Regions from separate parts of the Homo sapiens genome. Here region 1 is linked to region 2. A link is a contact called in ENCODE Hi-C data. All regions are on one chromosome and are shown on one strand. Each heading gives the region's core, a stretch centred on a gene start or an enhancer-like site at or near the end of the contact. The rest is flanking DNA. Distances are from core to core; before and after follow the strand shown. Region 1 holds the start of PIP4K2A (phosphatidylinositol-5-phosphate 4-kinase type 2 alpha). Region 2 holds the start of STAM (signal transducing adaptor molecule).

What was found. A loop is a pair of places that touch in the nucleus more often than their neighbours do. Pooled maps may share reads with other maps.
Region 1: a loop to region 2 is called in a pooled map, with 5 times the contacts of the local background. The contact joins the promoter of PIP4K2A here to the promoter of STAM in region 2. A Hi-C loop is called at or near these places in 3 of 50 pooled maps.

Annotation. Positions count from the first base shown.
Region 1 is chr10:22,712,191-22,715,995 of GRCh38, reverse strand. PIP4K2A (phosphatidylinositol-5-phosphate 4-kinase type 2 alpha) reads left to right here and starts at 1,418. Exons shown (of 10, transcript NM_005028.5): 1 at 1,418-1,813. The coding sequence starts at 1,670. RefSeq lists enhancers at 556-1,163, 1,164-1,772 and silencers at 933-1,602, 1,903-1,982, 2,153-2,272, 2,573-2,682.
Region 2 is chr10:17,641,802-17,646,197 of GRCh38, reverse strand. STAM (signal transducing adaptor molecule) reads right to left here and starts at 2,047. Exons shown (of 14, transcript NM_003473.4): 1 at 1,819-2,047. The coding sequence starts at 1,858. STAM-DT (STAM divergent transcript) reads left to right here and starts at 2,280. Exons shown (of 1, transcript NR_110370.1): 1 at 2,280-4,396. RefSeq lists enhancers at 2,033-2,152, 2,303-2,372, 1,795-2,444, 2,445-3,093.

The sequences.
Region 1 (3,805 bases), core at 169-2,668, 5.1 Mb before region 2:
GTATTCCCAGCACTTTAGGAGGCCAAGGTGGGCAGATTCCTTAAGCCCAGGAGTTCGAGACCAACCTGGGCAGCATGGTGAAACCCCATCTCTACCAAAAATACAAGAAGTTTATCCAGGCTTGGTGGTGCGCGCCTGTAGTCTCAACTACTGGGGAGTCTGAAGTGGGAGAATCACCTGAGTCTGGGGAAGTAGAGCCTGCAGTGAGCTGTGATTGCACCACTGCACCCCCAGCCTGGTTGACACAGCGAGACCCTATCTCAAGGGAAAAAATAAAAATAAAAAAGAGGTATAGCTCACATTTATTTTAATGTTTAATATTAGAAGTGTTTTGAATTTTTACTTTGAAGTTCGGTGATGTTTTTGTAACCGGAAATAATGCTGTAGGAACTTAACTCTTTTTTTATATGTCAGCCTATGGCAAATTTGGTTTTGTTATATGTTGTTTTGCTTAAGGTGACAGTTTCCAAGAACCTACTCCGTGAGGACTGGTGAGCTGGGTCAGAGTAAATAGCACAGGATGACGACTGCAAGGACGATATGGGGGCAGCAGGGTTTTAGACATACTTGGAATGGCAGCTTCCTGAGGTAGGCCAAGTATTCTCAGCATAATAAGGGCTACATTTAGGTGTATCTGGAGGAAGACGGTGAACAGATTTCCACGGACGGTGAGTGCACTGGAAAACAGGCAGGGATGGCAAGTACCATAGTGATGGATTGGAAGAAGGTGCACTTTGGGGCATGATTCTACTGGTTAAGCCAAGGGCTCTCGATGAGGTCCGAGGTTCCTGCCCCGGGCACGGAGTGGGTTGGCAGTGACAGCCCAGCCTATTACGTGGGAGTCTCCCTCTTGAATGGCTCCAGGAGGCCCATATCGAGGGTCTGAAAGGCCAGACGGTTATCCGCACAAAAGTATTAAGTTCATTTCAGGGACTGACCCGGCAATGTGCCCGGGTCCTTCCCCTCGGTGCTGGGAAGCCCTGGTCTCCCTGCAGCATTTCACACCTGGCTGGGTCTCCTGACTCGTGGCGTGGGTGAGTGCATGAGCCTCCCTCCTTCGCCTGATCGACGCCTGGGGGCTCCTCTCCCCAACCTCCTCACTCTGCCCACTCTGTCCTCTCCCTCCTTGGGGAGCGGCAGGGGACGCCTAGCCGGGGTCCCCAGGCTCCCGCTCGCAACCCACGGCCTCCTCCGCGGGCAGGGAGCGAACGCCCGGAGGTCGCCCGCGCACAGGGGGCGGCCCGGCTGCAGCGGAGCCGGGGCGGGAAGGCGCAGCCTAACGGTCCAGCTGCCGCGCCCCGCGCCCCGCACCCAGTGCCCCGCCCGCGGCGCCGCAGCCGCCTCCCGCCTGCCCGCCCGCCCCCTGCGTCATGACGCCGGCGCCCAACGCGGAAGCCGCTCGCCGCGCGCCGGGTCCAGCCGCGGGCTGAGCGCGGATCCGCGGCGGGCGCAGGATACGGGCCGGGGCGCGAGCCGAGCGCAGTCTGCCGGGCCGAGCGGGCGGAGCGAGCCGAGTGGGGCTGAGCGCGCCGGCGGCGGCGGGCGGAGCGGAGCGCGGCGCGCCGGGGCCGCCGCCGGGGGGATGCGGCTGCCTCCCCGGGCCGGGGTGTAGAGAGGGCGGGTCCCCGGCCTCGGGAGCACGGCGGTGGAGGGGACATAGGAGGCGGCCATGGCGACCCCCGGCAACCTAGGGTCCTCTGTCCTGGCGAGCAAGACCAAGACCAAGAAGAAGCACTTCGTAGCGCAGAAAGTGAAGCTGTTTCGGGCCAGCGACCCGCTGCTCAGCGTCCTCATGTGGGGGGTAAACCACTCGGTAAGGGCTCAGCTGCGGCGCGCGGTCCCCTTCCTCCTCCTCCTCTTCCTCCTCGTTCCCCTCCTCCTCCGGCTGCAGCTGCTGCGGGGCGGGGAGCCGGAGTCAGCCCTGGACCTCCGGCTGCTCGCCCGCCTCGAAGCCCCCAGCCCCGCGGCGCGTGCCCCCAGCCCTCTGGGCCGCCCAGGCACCACCACTTGCGTCCCCTTTAGATCTATGGCCCGGTGCGGGTCGGGGGTCCCGTGTGCATGTGAGTCTCACGGTGGGTGCCAGTGCCGCCCCCGGTCCGCCCGCCCGCCCGCAGGTCGGTCCCCGCAGCCTGGGAGGTAGGAAGTTTGTGCGGGGCACGGCGCCTCGGCTGTCAGCCCCGGCGGGAGCTGCTGGGGGCCGGGTCCGGGCGACCGCTACCCGGTGTGGGGGCCGCGCGGCGCCCGCGTCTTCCGCTTGCGGGCAGGTGTACCTGTCCCGGGCTGGGCGCGTGCGAGCCTCCCACTGGGGCACTGGGGCGAGGATACCGGAGCGCGAGCAGATTTGGGGCAGCAGCTTTAGTGCTTAGGTCCTTTCTTTTTCCTTTAAAGGCAATATTACTGGGCACAAGTCGGCTTTTTGGCAAAGCAGCAGCCGATGTAAATATGGCTCTGGCGTCGGGCGGCATCCCTGCGCTTCTCCCGCATCGCCCTGCCGCTGTGCGGGCTGGAGAGCCCTTGGCGGGGAGTCTTCCTCCCTTCGTCGCCTCCCCCCACTTTGGGGAGTCAGGCAGAAGTCACCGACTGCGGAAGGGCGGCCGGGGCGGGGACAGCAGGCGGGGGTCCCGGCGGGCGCGGGCGGAGGGGGTCCCGAGTTGGCCGCACCCGCTGTGGGGGGTGTGGGAAAGGCTGGAGAACGCGTGGAAAGGTTAGCGTCACGCACAGTCGGGGATTGGAGGATGCGCCGCTGCGGGCTATGCGGACTGCGGTTCGAGGGTCTGAAATAGCCTCCTGCTGATCTGACAGCGAGAAACTCCTGCAGTTTTAATCCACTTCGATAGGATCAGGAAACATGATCGGAGCTGTTGGCTCAGCCAGGAAAGTTTAAACGAGCTGTGAATTTTGACCATGACCTTAGCCACTGCAGTCACTTAGCATCTGGGGAAAAGTGTAAGTTCGCTTTCCCTGCTTTTGATTTCGATGGATGTCTGTATGTCCTTTTCAGCGTAATGGAAATGACAGAAAACCATGCTGGTTTTTCGGAAAACACACACACAGACACACACACACACACACACACACACACCCTCAATGTAGTGAAGTTGTTTAAAATGCCTAAAAGCATCGTTTTTGTATTTTTCTTCCCCAAGCTGAGCAGGGGGAAGGGCAAAACAGTATCAGGATCGATCGTGTTTGCATGGAGTGAGTGTTTTTGGAAAAGTTGAGAAATGATTATTTTTATCCAGCTTAATGACTGACTCACTGAAGTTCATTTTAACTTCCTGGCAACTTCTTTAGCTATTTGGGAATGTAAGTTGTTACAAGAGCATGCATTACTGCACCAAAAACTCCTCTCTCAAGTTTTATTACGGAAAATGAAATGCAATTTTTCCTAAGTAATAAGTTTACAATGTAGAGTTATGTATAATTTTGTTAAGCTCTTTTATTATTTATGTTAGTAGTTTTTGGGTCCCTTATTACTAGAATAGAAACTTACAATTTAAAAAAAGGATGAATACTGTAGTGCTTACTCATATTTATGGTGCTTTTATCTCCTTTGGAGTTCTGGTGTTTTGGTCAGGAGAGTGTTTCTGTCTCGGGGTTTAATTTAGTAAGGTAGTGTCAACAATATGCTGCCGAAAAAGAGTGTGCTTTCTGGGAACTCGTCTGAATTCCAGTTTGCCTTAAAAAATCTTGTAATTGTGTATGTTTTACTGTAACCACTTACGTTGCTACCTTATATTTATGAATTGCTACATTTGTTTTAGAGTTTCTTGCTAATTGGAAATATTTTGAAACTACTTAAGTG
Region 2 (4,396 bases), core at 798-3,297:
TACTGAGAAACCCTTTGCTACAGTAATCAGGAAATGACTCAGGTGTAACAAGTTGGATTCTGAGTTGGCCTTAACACACAAGGATATGTTGAAAGATAAAAGAAAGCATAAGCGTAGGACAAAAGCATAAAGGCAAGAAGGTGCCTGTGTTTGAACTGGGTGGTACAGCTACTAGGAACGGGTTTGACATTAAGAAATTTACCTGAATCCAATGCAAATATGTGTTCACAAAGTCAGTAGAATATAAAGGTGATTGGGTAGTTGCTAGCTAAATTATACAGGACCAAGAAAACTAGACAAAGGTGCTGTAAACAGAAGAAGCAAGTATTAAGAAGCTGTTTTAAGTATTTCCCCTAGAGATTCATGTAGTGAGATGTAAAACTGCTTGAGAACAGCAACTAGGCCTTGCTCATCACTGTATCTCTTATGTCACTGAGCTGCTGTGTCCTGTAGTGTGTGCTAACTGCTTATTAAATTAAATGCAATTTTCCAATTCATTAAGTATAATCGGTGATCTCCAAGGTTCTGTCCACTGCTAAGATTCAGGACACTCATTTAAGGTGGAACAAAAAAGGTAGCATCTAGTAAGTGCCAACCACATAAAGGTACTGTAGCAGGCCCTCTAGACATATTATTTAACTGCAGAATGGAATGATGTGTTTTCCCCTCTTTAAAGACAAGAACACTGGAACTCAAAGAATTTAACTTGCCTATGATTTCACCGTGAGCTGAGAAGTGGCAGAGGTAAGGAGTGAACTTTTTTCTACTCTTATATAAACTTCCAAGTTTCAGTGACATGCTCTAAGGAAGAGTTTAAAAAGAAAAATTCAACATCCACCTTTCATAATTAAAATACACAAAGACAAGTAAATTCATAAGGTTGTCCTTATTCACAGTAATGATTACATTCTGCCATAAGGGATTTGGAAATGGTATTTGGCTTGCTTTCATTCCACACTTGTGTGCCAAGGTAGTTCCTACGTGCGTTCAAATTAAACCAAAATTCTCTCCCCGGAAACTCAAATTCCCATAATTATTATCTTCAAGTCAGAAAAAAATAAAATAAAATAAAATTAAAAACCAAAAGCAAACCTATTGAATTGACATCATCAGTACCTAATACCAGTGATTCAGAAAACAACAAAAATGTAGCATTTCAAACTCTTTCCAGATTCAACAACTTCTTCCACACTTCTTTACACCTTTTAAAGTGCAGAGACCTAGCCTAAGAGAGACATCCCAAAGGCTCAGGTCCTCAATTCGGTTTCAGTCGTTGCCAAGTATTTCATCTTCATCGCTCCTAACATGTTTGAGAGTCTACCCTTAACCAGAGCTCCCTCCTTCAGTTACCGTTACAAAAGATTTTAAAATCCTCTAAGGAACCTTACCTAAAACATTCTGCCAGTTCCAGACGCTCAACATTTATTTGTCTAGGCAAGCACTTTTGGTACAGGGTTTACAATCCTAATCTAGCCAACATACGCCTTAAGCCCTTCGCTGTTCTTCCAGAAGCACAGTCCCTGCACCAGATGCTACACCAGCTGCTCCTCCCAGGCCCTTTACACCAACCCATTCAGCAGTTCTTTGGCAACCTACAGTCCTAGCTCAAGGCCCATTTCACAGGATGAGTCCCATTTCTTTCAAAGAGGATGCGCCAAGCCCTCAACCTCCTCCCAGCTCTGAAGGAGGGAGCCTCAGGAAAGGGGAAGAGCGAGCTCTTCCTTGGCCCTGGCCCGAGGGTCCTGAATGCAGGCAGGGGCTGGCAGAGTGAGCGTGCAGTCCGGTGAGGAATGGGCAGGGAGAGGCAAAAACACTTACCAACATCCTGATCGAAGGGATTGGTGGCAAAAAGAGGCATCTCCGCTGCGTGCCGAGGTGTCCCCGGGGACTCCCTCTCGACAGCACGGGAGTCAGAGCTCGACGTAGGATGGAAGACTCCTCAGGCAAAAAGAGCAACAGAGACCGACTCTACAGGGTCCGCGACAGCTCCTCCTCTCACCCAACCCCACCAACCGCGGCAGCAGCTGCGGCGGCGGCAACAGCAAGGAGCCGAGGAAGCCCCCGCGCGGAGCTTGTCGGGAATCTGGGCGACCTTGGCGCTGCCTGTCTCAAAGCTGCCCCGAGCCTGCCCCATCGGTAAAGGCTGAACAGGGAGTCCCCTCTGCCTGACTCCTCTTTTAATTAGTCACACATAAGAGTGGAATTAGTTCTTGTGTTTTCTGCTTTTCCCTTGGCTAGGAGTCTCCGTAGGACGGGGTCCTTCAGGCGTGCTGAAGCCTACTAACAACCCCAGGAGTGACTGGGAGAGCCAGGAGAAAGAAAGCAGGTTGAGTTCGGGTCGAGCTGTGCGCCTTTTTTCCTCTCGCTCTCTCGGTTATCATAACCTTGTATTCCCTCTGGAAGGAAATGGAAATTCCTTTGGATCATCTTCTAGGTAAACAGTTTAATTAGCTGCGTGAGGTGACAAACTTGCTCGGATGAAGTCATGGGAGCTGAACGAATTGGCCTGAATCCCAAGAGGGGAGTGTTCAGGGCGCGCGTGTCCCTCGGAGAGGCTGAGGTAACGCTGGCTCCTTCCCGGGAGTCCCTGAACGCCCGGCTTTGGAATCTGCAGACAGCTCTTCTAGCAGGGCGTTGGCACCTACTGACTAACCGTGCAATCACTCAGCAGCTGTGATGGTTGGTGACATGTCTTTCACAGCCCAAGATAGCCTCCCTAGACTGAGCAAAAAAAAGAAAACAGAAAAAAACTGGAGCTAAAAGTTGATCAGTGAGTGATTCCTAGCAACCCAAAATGTTGGTTTATTTATTTTACTTATAAGTTTAGTTAACCAATAAAAATTATTCTCTGTGTGATGGAGAAGTTTTAAGGAGCATCTACTAGAGATGTTGCGTCCCACTTGGAACAAACTTAGTAAGCACATCTTGTACGTAAATGGAAATTATCCCGCAAATTACGGCATCTCCAAATGTAGCGTGGAAACTAATATTGACATGTCAACACAGGATTAATACATAGTAATCAAAGAGTGCTTAAAAATTCATTAAAAATGAAGTCCCACCTCTAAAAGTGAAATGTGCAAATTAAAGTAGCAGTTAGATAATGTTTTGTCATTTAGGTAAAAATTACAAAGAATCGGCCGGGCGCGGTGGCTCACGCCTGTAATCCCAGCACTCTGGGAGGCCGAGGCCGGCAGATCACCTGAGGTCAGGAGTTCAAGACCAGCCTGGCCATGGTGAAACCCCGTCTCTACTAAAAGTACAAAAAATTAGCCGGGCGTGGTGGTGCGCGCTTGTAATCCCAGCTATTCGGGAGGCTGAGGCTGGGAATCGTTTGAACCCGGGAGCGAAACTCCGTCTCAAAAAAAGAAAAAAATTGCAAAGAATCAGGGATGTGAGGAGTCAGACACTCACATACTGTTGGATGAAGTGTAAATACTGTATAATCTTCCTAAGGGAAATATTTGGAAGCATGTAAAAAAATTTTTAAAACCTTAGGACCCAGCAATTCCATTTCGGCAAATTAATCCTAAAGACATTCTTTTAAAACATGAACAAAGGTATACATGGCAACATTGTCTAAAGGATCAAAGCATTGCCAGCCATTAAATGTCCCACATTGAGTGATTGGACAAATTGCTTCACCTCTTGGTGTCTCAGTTTCCTCATGTGTAAGAAACAGGAATAATAGGGTTGTGAGGATCAAATGAATTAGTACAAGCAAAACGCTTATTACAGTGCCTGGCATAGAGTAAGCACTAAATAAGTGTAACTGATCACTGTAATTTACACTGGTCAGTTAAATCATAGTACATAAGATGTGAAAACTACACAGCCATTTAAGGTGCATAATACAGATTCATATTTACATAGACATCTGAATACACAAGTTTTCAGAAGGAAGTTACAAACCTTATAAAATTACAAATGCCCACAATTTTAAAAATCTGAAAGGAAATACATGAGAATATTATGACATGATTGTCTCTGAGTGGCAAGATTCTAGACAATGTTTTTGTTCTTTGTGCATTTTATTATTCAAAATATTTTAATGATGAGCGTGTATTCCTTTCAAAAGCAGAAAAAATGTTAAAATACAACAATGTCAAAAATGGTATGTTGGTACCACCAGTTTCTTAATGTTTTGAAGGGCCAATACCAAAAGCGTGCTTGTGTTTCATTATGACAAGTATAGAATTATTCGGAAATATCACGACTGATACGGAAGTCAGAACATTCCCTCTCAAAAATGTGCTTTGATTGCTGGGCTGACAGAATTAGGTGACAACTTGTTTACCTTAAGATCCTGAGCAGTGTCTTGGGCCATTATCATAAGTGCCTGAGCCAGATATTGGTGGCTCAGACTGGGTGTATCAGAGCCAGATATTGATGAAAA